2 separate regions of the Homo sapiens genome follow, and region 2 is linked to region 1. A link is a contact called in ENCODE Hi-C or POLR2A ChIA-PET data. All regions are on one chromosome and are shown on one strand. Each heading gives the region's core, a stretch centred on a gene start or an enhancer-like site at or near the end of the contact. The rest is flanking DNA. Distances are from core to core; before and after follow the strand shown. Region 1 holds the start of CFAP144 (cilia and flagella associated protein 144). Region 2 overlaps CFAP57 (cilia and flagella associated protein 57).

The links. Hi-C counts contacts between places; a loop is a spot of excess contacts on that map. ChIA-PET counts read pairs that join two places held with the same protein, here RNA polymerase II (POLR2A). Pooled maps may share reads with other maps.
Region 2: a loop to region 1 is called in a map of endothelial cell of umbilical vein, with 7 times the contacts of the local background. The contact joins the enhancer-like site here to the promoter of CFAP144 in region 1. A Hi-C loop is called at or near these places in 1 of 168 maps with a recorded cell type or tissue (endothelial cell of umbilical vein) and 2 of 50 pooled maps. POLR2A ChIA-PET finds 5 or more read pairs at or near these places in 3 of 52 experiments (A673, PC-9 and WTC11).

The regions. Positions count from the first base shown.
Region 1 is chr1:43,144,516-43,150,687 of GRCh38, forward strand. It overlaps CFAP144 (cilia and flagella associated protein 144), which reads left to right and starts at 3,389. Exons shown (of 4, transcript NM_001101376.3): 1 at 3,389-3,569. The coding sequence starts at 3,437.
Region 2 is chr1:43,203,353-43,210,130 of GRCh38, forward strand. CFAP57 (cilia and flagella associated protein 57) reads left to right here. Exons shown (of 23, transcript NM_001378189.1): 10 at 3,368-3,580; 11 at 6,391-6,564. LOC105378685 (a long non-coding RNA gene) reads right to left here. Exons shown (of 5, transcript XR_007066041.1): 4 at 2,994-3,040. Among named protein-coding and RNA genes, the nearest start is that of CFAP57, 34 kb to the left of the region's middle. RefSeq lists an enhancer at 2,841-4,040. Within about 2 kb of position 3,544, at least 14 of the 41 ENCODE cell types and tissues checked have a DNase peak (open chromatin) inside an H3K27ac peak, as active enhancers do; they include A673, PC-9 and endothelial cell of umbilical vein, where a contact is called at or near this core.

The DNA.
Region 1 (6,172 bases), core at 2,139-4,638:
GTTCCTTAATGCTCTCATCATCCAGCCCTCCTTTCTGCTGTTTTTCCTCAGTTTTCAAGCCTGCACCCTAGTCTTCTGTGCCATCCCACTTTTTTGGGGTTCTGCCCTATCTGTTACCCCTCTCCGAATAATGTCAGCCCCGCCCACTACCCTACTGTAAGGATCTGCCCAGCTCTTCCTCTGTGGGTTTTAAACCGTGCATCTGCTGCCACCACGTTCATCAGGGTCCCAATTTCCATTACACCCCTGCCTTTCCCCCGCTCCTCCTCCTAGCCCTTGTTTCTAATCCCCTGTACTCTAGCTCCCACTCCCAATCGAGCCACCCCCAACCAACCATGACAATTCACAGCTCTCATCCTGGAGAGATGGTTTCCCTCATGCTGGGACAGTTCTGGGGCAGTTCAGAATTGCCAGGACTGTGGATTCCCAGCAGCTTGGCCTGGTGGACACACGGAATGCAAGACAACAGCAAACCCACCTTCAGCCTTGGTAAGTGACAGGACCCCTTTTCCATGACCAGATCCTGGTTACCTTGATACTATTTCTATTTTGTCTCCATTCCCGTCTGGGCAATCCTCTTCAGATGCCAGAGATTTCCTTTTTTTTGACAGTTTGCTCCTTTCCTCTCATGCCTGGTCAGCCAGCCTGCATGAGGTTCTCTACGTTTGAGACTGGCTTCTCCACGGAACTTGGTCTGTAGCCACAGAGCAAACTGCAGGGCCATTGACAGAGAATGAAGAGGAGAGTGAAGAGTGGAACACATCTAATGTGTTCTCTGGAGGGTAAGTCTTGTCGATCTGCCCTGCATTCAAGTGAGTGCAACCCCTGAGAATCACACATAGGGCACAAGGTCCCTGCTGTAGATAGATGGGGACTTAGGTTTGTTTCCTTTGGTCTGGTTCCTCCCAGACTCCATTTTCTTCATCCTAGGATTCCAGGACCATCCCAAGGACGTTCTGCCCTTGAGAAATGTCTCCTGCAAAAAGGGGAGGGTCCCTCCATTGTGCTCTCATCAAAGCTCTGAGGGTGAGCCTCTTGCTCAGGCAGCACTTCTACTTCAGAATGGGAAAGGTAGCAGTCTAGAAGGCAAGAATGTGTCCAGATCCTGACCAGATGATAGCATCACATGAACACATGACATTAAGAAGTGCTCTCCTCAAACTGAGGTCTAGATTCAATATAATCTCAATAAAAATCCCAAAAGATATTTTTAGGGAACTTGACAAGCTCATTATAATTTATATGGACATACAAAGGGCCAAGAAGCGGCAAGACTGTCTTGAGAAGACATTCTTCCCTACCAGATATTAGAATGTGTTACATAAATTATGGTAATTAAGATAGTGTAGTGCTGTTGCAAGCTTAGACAAATAGACCAATGGCACAGAATAGAGTCCAGAAATGGACTTGCACAAATGGGGACACTTTTTTTATGGACACAGTAGCATAGCAGACCAGTGAGGAAGGACTATCTCTTCAATAATTTGCTGGTGGGTCAACTGGATACTCCTTTGGAAAGAAAAAATTAAGCTGGATTCCTACCTCACACTGCACTCGAAAACCAATTTCAGGTGGAATACAGATCTCACTGAGAAAGGGTAAAACAACAAATCCTCTTAAATATTAATAGTTCTGCCCACAGATGGCCATGGAGCTCTTGAGATGTGTTATGAAGTGTAAAATCTGCACTGGATTTTAAACATTAGTAGGACAAAACAATGTAAAATATCTCAATAATTTTTATATTCAAACGTTGAATCATTGACAAATTGGATATACTGAGTTAAATATCACATTATTAAAATTAGTTTTATCTAATTCTTGCTCTCTTAATGCAGATACTAGAATGTTTTAAACTACATGAGTGGCTCAGCTCATACTTTTATTGAACAGCACTGCTCTAAAAAGTAACATAAAAGTAACCTCAGGTCATCAAATTAGAAAAAGATGTCTTAAATGAAAATTAAGAAGCAATAATCATAAAGGAAAAGACTAATATATTTGACTACGTTTAACTTTTGGTGTCCAGAAGACACCATTAAGAGACTAAAATGGCAAGCCACACAGAGGGAAAATACATTTGCAGCATGTACAGCCCTCAAAATAATATATTAAGAACTCCAACAAATTGATAAACAATCCAATTAAAAATTTTGTTCAACACTGTGTCCCAGACTAAACCCATTCTGCAATTCACATTGTGTCCTGAGCGAATGAATGGATGGATGAATGAATGAAGTACTGAGTGGGGAAGAGCACAGTCTTCAGACAGTATTTAGGTGCTTACTAAAAATAGGGGTGGCTTCTTTCTTTATGCTAGACCTACTTTTTATTTATTTTTTATTTTTTAGAAGGAGTCTCGCTCTGTCCCCCAGGCTGGAGTGCAGTGGCGCAATCTTGGCTCACTGCAACCTCCGCCTCCCGGGTTCAAGCGATTCTCCTGCCTCAGCCTCCCGAGTAGCTGGGATTACAGGCATATGCCATCACGCCTGGCTAATTTTGTATTTTTGGTAGAGATGGGGTTTCACCATGTTGGTCAAGCTGGTCTCGAACTCCTGACCTCAGGTGATCCACCTGCCTCAGCCTCCCAAAGTGCTGGGATTACAGGCGTGAGCCACCGTGCTCGGCGATTCTTTTAAAATAAACTACATTATTTAAGGTATCTAGCAGACTCAAATTCATAGAAACAAAAAGTGAAATGCCAGGGGCTGGAGAGAAGGGAAAAGGGAAACTTGTTGTTTAATGGGTGTGAAAAAGTTCTGGAGATTGGTTTCACATAGTTTGAATATACTTAATACTACTGTACTGTAATACTTAAAAATGGCTAAGATGGTAAAATTATATTACGTGCATTTTAAACACAAACATTAAAAATAAACTATAAAGTCAACAAGTTCCTTAATTAGGAAAGGTTTATTCTGTCAATATTATCACATTGGTAATCTTGGTCACACTGGCCAGAACGTTTTCTCAGAGAGGAAACCTCCGGTTTTTTTGTGAGGTTTTGATTCTGGGCATCTGCTTTAAGGTGGGAGAGGTTTCTGACTCCTTCCAAAAGCTTTTTTAGGAAATGATTGGCCAAGGTGAGGTCCAATCATCTGTCCCTTACCTCCTGGGTCTGCCCCTTGCCGGGAAGCCCTTTCCTGGCGGTATCCAGGGGACCTTCTAGTAACCAGCCGGGCCTGAGGAGCTGGGGCAAGTGAGTACAGTGCCAGAATAGGGCGGGGCGCGAAATAAGATCCCGACCGGCGGGCGCGGGGCGGGGCGATGCAGGCAGGGTAAGGGGCTGGCAGAGTGAGACCCGCCCCGACCGGGCAGCACTACCCGAGCGCTGTTGCCTGGAGACCACGGGACGCCGTTGCCTGGAGACAGCGGGGACGCGTTGCCTGGAGACTGTGGAAGGCCCAGGCAAGAGGGCGCGTGGCAGCCCAAGGCCATGGCGGGACACCCAAAAGAGAAGGTGATTCCAGATGAGGTCCATCAGAACCAGATCTTGCGGGAACTGTACCTCAAGGAGCTACGAACCCAGAAACTCTACACGCAGTATCACGTGAATCCCCTCCGCAAGAGTGAGAGGCACGGCGGGGTGGGGGAAGGGCGAGAGCGGGAGGGCGCCGGGGAAGGAGGAGCCCTCCGGGTTGCGGGGTGGGAACGCGGTCCCAGCAAAAACTCTTTCCCCAGCACCCGCCCCCTTTCCTAGATTTCAGGAACCATGACTTTGGAGAGGCCACATCATATCAGATGTATTCGCTGTATTAAAGTTCATGCGCAACACGATTAAATCTTTTCGTTGTAGAAAAAAAAAAGTTGTAGGGCTTTTTATTATTTTACTTTTGAAATAATTATATTTTGCAGGCTGTTTGTGTTTTGTTTTTGTTTGTATTTTGGGTTGTTTTTAACAAGTGAAAGGTTTTTCTTCAGGCTTCTGATATTGCCCTTCGGAAAGTTCTGGGGTGCCCCCTGATAAAACATCCCTACCCTCCACTCTTGTCACTGAGCACTCTCCTTGGGCAGTTTGTTCTGTCCTGTCACACCAGCTTCCCCTGAATGCCACTGGGCCTGAAATGGAGCTTCAGATCCACACGCCCAACCACCTCACAGCTCCCCTCCCTGGACAACCCACAGGCACCTCAGACCCAGCAGGAGGAAAGCCAGGCTCATTCCCACCTTCCCCACTCTCTGCTGCTCCAGAATACCCTGTCTCTGCAAAAGGCCCCGGATGATTCACTCTCATGATCAGAATCATTCACTCTCATCATCTAATGATCTCATGATCATTAGAAGCCTCGGAGTCCTCCTCAAGGTCTCTCTCCCTCCACACACTTAAAAAAAGGCACAAGTCCTGTTTATTAACATTCCTCTCCCCTGACCCACTTGTTCCTGCTTCAGTGAAAGACACCATCATGCATATGGATTCCTCTCTGCCTCTGCTCAGGTACTTTCATGCTCTAAGTAGCACCTCAAACAGCCTCTGCCTGCATCCTCACTCCTGAAGCCTCTGCAGGGCCCTAGTCCTTGCCGCCTGGATTGGTCTGATGGGCTCCCAACTCCTTATTCTCTTTCCCTCCAAGCTGGCCCCTCCGACCAAACCCCTACACCTTTGCTAGCTTAGCACTATGCTAGGAGGACAATTAGATCACATCAATCCCACCTAAAATCCTTCTCATAGCCTCTGAGGTAAAGTTTAAATCAATCACGACATAAGGCGCATTGGATCTGGCTCTGGTTCCTGCCAGCTTCATGCCATACTCCTCTCCCCCACTTTACCCTGCTCCTTTAAGAAATACTTTGGTGCCTACTCTGCACCAGCCATTGCTGACGAATCCCACACACACTCCTTTCCCCCCTGCCATTTCTAAATACATGGATTTCCTAAATGCATCATGTCATTTCCCACTTTACCTGCATAAACATTGTTGCTTCTTCCTGAATGCCTCTCCCAACTCTGTGCCTAATATGTAAAGTCCACTTTGTTGCCTGGCTCTATAGAGAAAATGTACTGTCTTCACTTTCCTTCTAACTAACTTGGTTTTCTTCTGGAGTCCCCAACCACTAGTTTCAGGAAAGCAAATTAGTGTCCAAAGCCGTTCAAACTCGGTCCATTCCAAATAATGGAAATAATCTCTTCAGGCAACCTTCATGCTCTCTAGGGAAAATGCTGCCTCCCAGCTCATGTCCCTTGAGCATGTGAGCCATTGGAATAAAGTGAGAAAATATTACAACTTGTATTGATTACTTTTATTTATAAAGATAGAAATTTTATTTGCTAATATACTGATAATAGTCCATAAAAACTATATAATTATACATATTTTAAGGGCGCATGCTCTAAAGTTCTTTTACTGATAGGAGTTTGAGACAAGCAGCTTGGAGACCACTGGTTTCTACTGGTGTCTGCTCATTTCCCACTACTCTCCATCCAGCTCACTCCACTGGAGCCACTCTGGCTCTCTTGACGTTTCTCAAACTCCCCAGGCTCACGCTCATATGCTTCCCACACACACAGCACATTCCCTCACTTCATTCAAAACTCTGCTCATATGTATCTCCCTAGAGATACATCACCCACACCCCAGCCCCAACGCCAACTCTCCATCCACGTAACCTGCTTTACTGTTCTCTATCACACTTACATTTGCCGGGTGATATATGTATGTTTATTGCCTGTCACCACAAATAGAGTAAAAGCTCAGGGGACACAAGAGCCAGCTCTGTCTTGTTTACAGCCTGTTCTTCAGTGCACAGTAATTATGAGCTGAGTGGATGAATGTGGGTGCTGCTCCTCTGTTACCATGTGCCCTCCTGGGCATAGATCACTGCCTGGCAAACCTCTTTGGCCTTCCCCATAGGCCAGCACTGTCCAAGAGAATTCATCAGTGATGAAAATGTTCTCTGTCTTGGCTGTAGTCAAAACTGTAGCCATTAACCGCCTGCAGCTATTGAGCACTTGAAGTGTGACTAACGTGGCTAAGGAACTGAAGTGTTCATTGTAATTAATTTTAGTTATTCAAATTCAAGGAGCCACATGTGGCTGATGACCACCATTCTGGGCAGTGCCACTCTAGATTGTGAGGTTCTTGAGGGCCTTATCCAATCGTGCATTATCCTAGCACCCAGGATAATACCTGGCATGTACCAGATACTCAGTGAGTGCCAAATGGGTGCCCTGTTT
Region 2 (6,778 bases), core at 2,294-4,793, 59 kb after region 1:
TTCCAGTTATGTTCTATGAGGCCAAAATAATTGTGATACCAAAATCTGTCAAAGACACCACAAGAAAAAAAAATAAGCTAGTCTTTTTCATGAGCACAGATAGAAATATATATTTATATATATATTTTAGACGGAGTCTTGCTGTGTCACCAGGCTGGAGTGCAGTGGCACCATCTCGGCTCACTGCAACCTCTGCCTCCTGGGTTCAAACGATTCTCCTGCCTCAGCCTCCTGAGTAGCTGAGATTACAGGTGTGCGCCACCATGCCCAGCTAATTTTTGTATTTTTAGTAGAGACAGGGTTTCACCATTTTGGCCAGGATGGTCTCGATCTCTTCACCTCATGATCCACCTGCCTTGGCCTCCCAAAGTGCTGGGATTACAGGTGTGAGCCACCGTGGCCGGCCAGCTTTCAAGATTTTCTTATCTTTGGCTTTCAACATTTTGTTTTTGATGTGTCTGGATCTAGATTTCTTTGCATTTATCCTACTTGGAGTTTATTGTACTTCTTGGATGTGTAGGTTAATGTTTTTCAACAAATTTGAGATTTTTCAGCATTATTTATTTGAATATTTGTTGTTTTTCTCTCTTCTCCTAGTGCTCTCATTACAGTACCATACGTGGGTGCATTTAATGGATGCCCACATTTCTCTGAAACTCTGTTAATGTTAATTTTTCTTGATTAGTGTTTCTCTCTGTTCTTCCAATTGCACAATCTCTATTGAGCTATTTCAAGTTTGCCAGCTCAAATCTACTGTTGAGCCTTCCAGTGAATTTTTCGTTTTGGTTATTGTACTTTTCAACTCCAGAATTTCCATTTGATTTTTGAACTAATTTCTGTTTTCTTATTATATTCTTTATTTGATGAGGCTTGTCATCCTACCTTCCTTTAATTATTTAAGCGTAGTTTCCTTTAGTTAATTGAACTTATTTGTATTAGCTACTTTGAAGTCTTTGTCCGCAAAATCTACCATCTGGGCCCCTTCAAAGGCAATTTCTATTGCCTGAATGCTTTCTTTCTTTCTTTTTCTTATTGGTTACACTCTTTTTGTTTGTTTGTTTGTTTGTTTATGTTTCAATTTTTTGTTGGCTGAATATTTTAGACAATATATTGTAGCAGTTCTGAATATGTGTCCCCCCAGGGCATTGTTGTTGGTTGGTTGGCTGATTATCTGTTTCGTGACTTGGCTGAGCTAATTCTGTAAAGTCTGTTTCCCCTGTAGTGAGCAGTGTCTCATATCACTACTCAGATCTATTTTTCATCTTTTCTTTTAGCCTGGCTACCTAGGGTTGCCCATGAGTTGCCTAAGCTGCTTATTAGTTACAGATGGTGCATAAACCCCCTTAGACAATTAGGTTTTTACCTTTTACTACCAGATTTATGTGTGGCTTGGAAAATGCTATCACAGTTCAGAGAGTGATGGCTTTTGCATCATGTTCAGCCAGAGACTGGTAGTTTGGATGACCCCTTTCTGATTGTTCATAAGAGGGTACAGCCTTGGGCATGCACAGAGTCTTCCAGGCTGCGAGGGATGAATATGATTTCATTTTTAAGCCTGGCTTCCTAGGAGATGCCCCTGGGTCGGGAGAGCTTAATGTTCCGCATTTGGTAGACTGTTGTGTTTGGTAGGCCCGTTGTGCCAGTGAGACTCTGCCCTATGTTAACGGGTCTTTGTGTAGCTTAGGAGATGCTTTCAAGTTTTCCTCATATCCCACTCTGACTGCACCTGAATCAGTACAGTCTAACACATACACAAGACCTTCCAGCCTCTAGAGTTGTCTGTTATCCCTGAAGGACTCTTCTTCTCTGTCCCTTTCCCTTGTTCTATCAAAATTCCACTCCTCTATATCATTTTGCTTACATCCTGGAGTTATCAGCCTCCTCTTAATCACTTTCCACCAAGATCTCCACTGTTTTAGACAATGCCCATAGGCATGGACTTTTCCATGTTCTATTCCAAATAAAGTCAGCCCCCTCAAGCAGAGCTGTAGAGCTCCCTGTCTTAGCACCTGACTTTCCCACAGACAGAACCTTTGCTCCACTGCACCAGAGCTGGGGCGGGGACCTGCTTTTCCAGGAGTAACATCCTCACTTCTGTGAGTGACACTTGAGGTGTGTGCGTGTGTGTGCACATGCGTGTGTATGTGTGTGTGCACGTATGTAAGCCCCTGGTCTTTTTGGCTTGCCCTTCATGGCTTGGAACTTTCACTCTATAAGCAAACTGGGTCAGGAATCATTAGGGCACAGTTATTCTCAGTATGCTGAGCTTAGAGTGGAGTTTCTTCCAACAAGTGACAATGGGCCGAGGGGAAGAGAGTCTGAGCCCTCTTGGCCACACCTGCTTGGAATAGAGCTTCTGCAACATGGGGCTGGGGTAAGAATAAGAAATCCCAGCAGTTTCCCTTTCCAGACCGAAACCATAGCCCAAGATCAGGAGCTATGGGGAGAGGGAGTCGCTTATCTTGGCCACATCTGCCCAGAGTGCACAGCAGTGAAGTTTCTGGAGCTGAGGCCGTAACAGAGCGAGTCATGGCTTAAATGCAGCAGACTCTGTTCTTACTGGGATTGAGTAGATTTTCTTGAATAAATGTTTTTCCATTTGCTGTATTCCCTGAGGACAATTTCCAGAGACATTTTATTTATTTTATTTTAGACAGGGTCTCACTCTGTCACTGAGGCCAGAGGGCAGAGGTACACTCATAGCTCACTGCAGCCTCAGCCTCCCCAGTTCAAACCATCTTCCTGCCTCAGGCACATGCCACCATGCCCAGCTTATTATTTTTATTTTTATAAAGACAGGGTTTCACTATGTTACCCAGGCTATTCTCAAACTGCTGGGCTCAAGTGATCCTTCCACCTCAGCCTCCCAAAGTGTTGGGACTACAGATGTGATCCACTGCACCCAGCCTTCTAAAGACTTTAAATGATTATTTTTTATCATATTTACCAGTTAACCTACATTGTCAGAGAGAAGGTCAAGTTGAGGTTCTTACCGTGCCATTCCAGAAGTCCACTCTCTCTGTGCTATTTTTGCAAGTTTCTGTGAATACATAATTATTTCAAAAATGTTTTGAAAAAACAGCAATAATTGGTTGGTTCTAGCCTTAAGAAACCTGTAGGATTCAGTCTTTACGTTCATAAAGTGAAAAAGAAATGAGAGTGTTTCATCTTCAGTAATTTGCAAGCGTCATAGAAAACAGAATGTGAACGTTCACAAGAAGCTATGTTTTGTGCTAACAGAAGGGCCTACAGCAGGAAAGGACGTTCTGCTCAGTCTAGTGGAGCACCTAAGGAGTTTGCACCCTTTTCTGTGTTAGGGTGTAAGTGTGTGTACACTCTTCACTGGATATGTCTTCCTCTCCTGCAGATTCGCTCAATTGTGTGGAATGCAGATGATAGCAAACTGATTTCTGGTGGCACAGATGGTGCTGTGTATGAATGGAATCTGTCCACAGGAAAGAGAGAGACAGAATGCGTGCTCAAGTCTTGCAGCTACAACTGTGTTACTGTCTCCCCCGATGCCAAAATTATCTTTGCTGTTGGATCAGACCACACCCTCAAGGAGATTGCAGATTCCTTGGTGAGTCTGCCCCTGCCCCGCCTCTGGGCTGGTGCACGGATCTGCAGGGACAGCTTCCCGTGCTTACAGCACAAAGTATGCACGGAATGAGGGCCTCTGCATACAGGGCCCCTTCTTCCCAAGATAACATCAGGCTCCTCATTCCTTTTAGATTAGCTCAGTTATCGTCACTTCCTGAATTTCCTGCCTAGTTTCCTTCCTGACTGGGTGAAATTGTAAATTGCGGGGCTCTTTTTCATTTCCCTTTTACTTGCTGTCTGTAACTTCTCTCCCACCTTCCAGGCATGGAGGTCATGTCATCTCTAAACTGTACTCTTACCCTTGGTCTGCACTTACATTCCTGGGGTAAAAACCTAACTACGGTATGCACTGAGTAACACCAATGATGGACCACATGGACTGTAAGATTGTAATGCCATAAGATTATAATGCCAAATGTTCACTGTACCTTTTCTGTTTAGATACACAGATATTTTCCATTGCGTCACAGTTGCCTACAGTATTCAGCATAGTCACATGCTGTTCAGGTTTGTAGCCTCGGAGCAGTAGGCTCTACCACATAGCCTAGGTGTATAGTAGGCTGTCGCAGCTAGGTTTGTGTAAATACACTCCGTGATGTTTGCGTGACAAAATAGCCTAACCATGTATCCCATATCAAGCGATGCATGACTGTGCAGTGAGCTGCTCTCACCTAGGCTTGCCACTGTATTCTTTTGAAATCCCCAAACTCTGAAACCGTACAGTTACATTGGGCTCCAAATAGTGAAGGGAAAAGAGAGGAGCTCAGCAAGGATGCATCATACAAACATGGGCTGTGCGCTCCTCCAGCTGGTTCCTCCCACTTTTCCTGTGACTGGTGCCTGGGAAAGTGCGTAGATACCACGGCAGCAAGCTAGCCCAAGGCAGATCTCCCGTGGCTGGAACACAGCTGACAGTATGGTGACTCTCCTGTGTACCCCCGAGTAGCCTGGTCCTAATTCAATGGCAGCTATCAGTGCTGTGCCAGAATAAAGCCCCTTTAGGGCAGGGCCATCTTTTGCTCCTCTTGGCAGCCCTACTAGCTGGCACATTGTGTGGTGCACAGCATTCAATAAATGTGTGTGTAGGCATGAAAAAATGCTCATCATCACTGGCCATCAGAGAAATGCAAATCAAAACCACAGTGAGGTACCATCTCACACCAGTTAGAATGGCAATCATTAAAAAGTCAGGAAACAACAGGTGCTGGAGAGGATGTGGAGAAATAGGAATAATTTTACACTGTTGGTGGGACTGTAAACTAGTTCAACCATTGTGGAAGACAGTGTGGTGATTCCTCAAGGATCTAGAACTAGAAATACCATTTGACCCAGCCATCCCATTACTGAGTATATACCCAAAGGATTATAAATTATGCTGCTATAAAGACACATGCACACGTATGTTTATTGTGGCACTATTCACAATAGCAAAGACTTGGAACCAACCCAAATCAATGATAGACTGGATTAAGAAAATGTGGCGCATATACACCATGGAATACTATGCAGCCATAAAAAAGGATGAGTTCATGTCCTTTGTAGGGACGTGGATGAAGCTGGAAACCATCATTCTCAGCAAACTATCGCAAGGACAGAAAACGAAACACCGCATATTCTCACTCATAGGTGGGCATTGAACAATGAGAGCACTTGGACACAGGGTGGGGAACACCACACAACGGGGCCTGTCGTGGGATGGGGGGAACAGGGAGGGATAGCATTAGGAGATATATCTAATGTAAATGACGAGTTAATGGGTGCAGCACACCAACATGGCACATGTATACATATGTAACAAACCTGCACGTTGTGCACATGTACCCTAGAACTTAAAGTATAACAATAATAATAATAAAAGAAAAAAAAAATATGTGTGTAGGTGGGTGGGTGAATGAGTGCATGAATGAGTGAGGGAATGAAGGGGCGCTCTGATAGTACAGTAGTCCCACCTTACCCACAGTTTCAGTTACCTGTGGTCAACCAAGGTCCAAAAACAGGTGAGTACCATACTGTGAGTAAGATATTTTGAGAGAGAGAAATCACATTCACACAGCTTTTATACAGTATTCTTATAACCGTTCTATTTTATTATTAGGTATTATTTATCTCTTACTGGACCTAATTTATAAATTAAACCATATCATAGTTATGTACGTATAGGAGAAAACCATAGTATATATAGGGTTCAGTACTATCTGTGGTTTCAGGCACCACTGGGGATCTTGGAACATATCCCTCAAGGATAAGGGGAGACTAATGTATGGTTTTGCTTATGTAATGAGCATTAATAAATGCTTGCTGAATGCATTTATGAGCAATAGCCCATTCTCATTTTGAAATGCACCCATGCATAGCAGTCAAAGCAGAGACTGGAGCCCACCCAGGTACATGAGTTGAAGCAAATGCCTTTCACACAGATGGTCCGTCATCCATAGACTAGGGATAACAGTAACTGCCTCAGAGGGTTTCGTGAGGATTGAATGAGTTGCAACATGGAGAAGGCACAGAACAGTGCTTGGCACATAGTAAGTGCTATATGAATATCTCTCTCTATTAGTATTATTCCTAACTCATGAACCTGGTTATTTACCAGCAACACAACAAGGAATATCTAGTTTGCGCCTTTTTTTGTGCTAGGCACTATACCGGATGCCAAAAGGGGATAGAAAAAGCATTTTTTAAAGACAAGCCCCTAGGGATCTGTTAGAGCAGAGGGCGAGAGAGTATGGCACTGGGACGTGGGGGCCACAGCTCGACCCCTCACACTGAGCAGAGCTGCCTGTGTCTCAGATCCTTCGAGAGATATCGGCGTTTGATGTCACCTACACCGCCATTGTCATCTCGCATTCTGGACGCATGATGTTTGTGGGCACCTCGGTGGGAACCATTCGTGCCATGAAGTACCCTCTGCCTCTGCAGAAGGAATTCAATGAGTACCAGGCCCATGCCGGTCCTATCACCAAGGTGAGCAGGGCCCTCTCCCCAGGAACCCAGTCCCACACCTGCCTGCTACGTGCCTTGTTCATCCCTTCAACCTCCCAATGTCTTTTCTCTCTCCTTCTTCTCTCTTATTTATTCATCCATCATTCATTGAATCACCATCTATTGACTATGAATATACTCTTTGTTTAAACTACTTCCAGGAATTTAGCCTAGGAAATCATCAGAGATACACCTA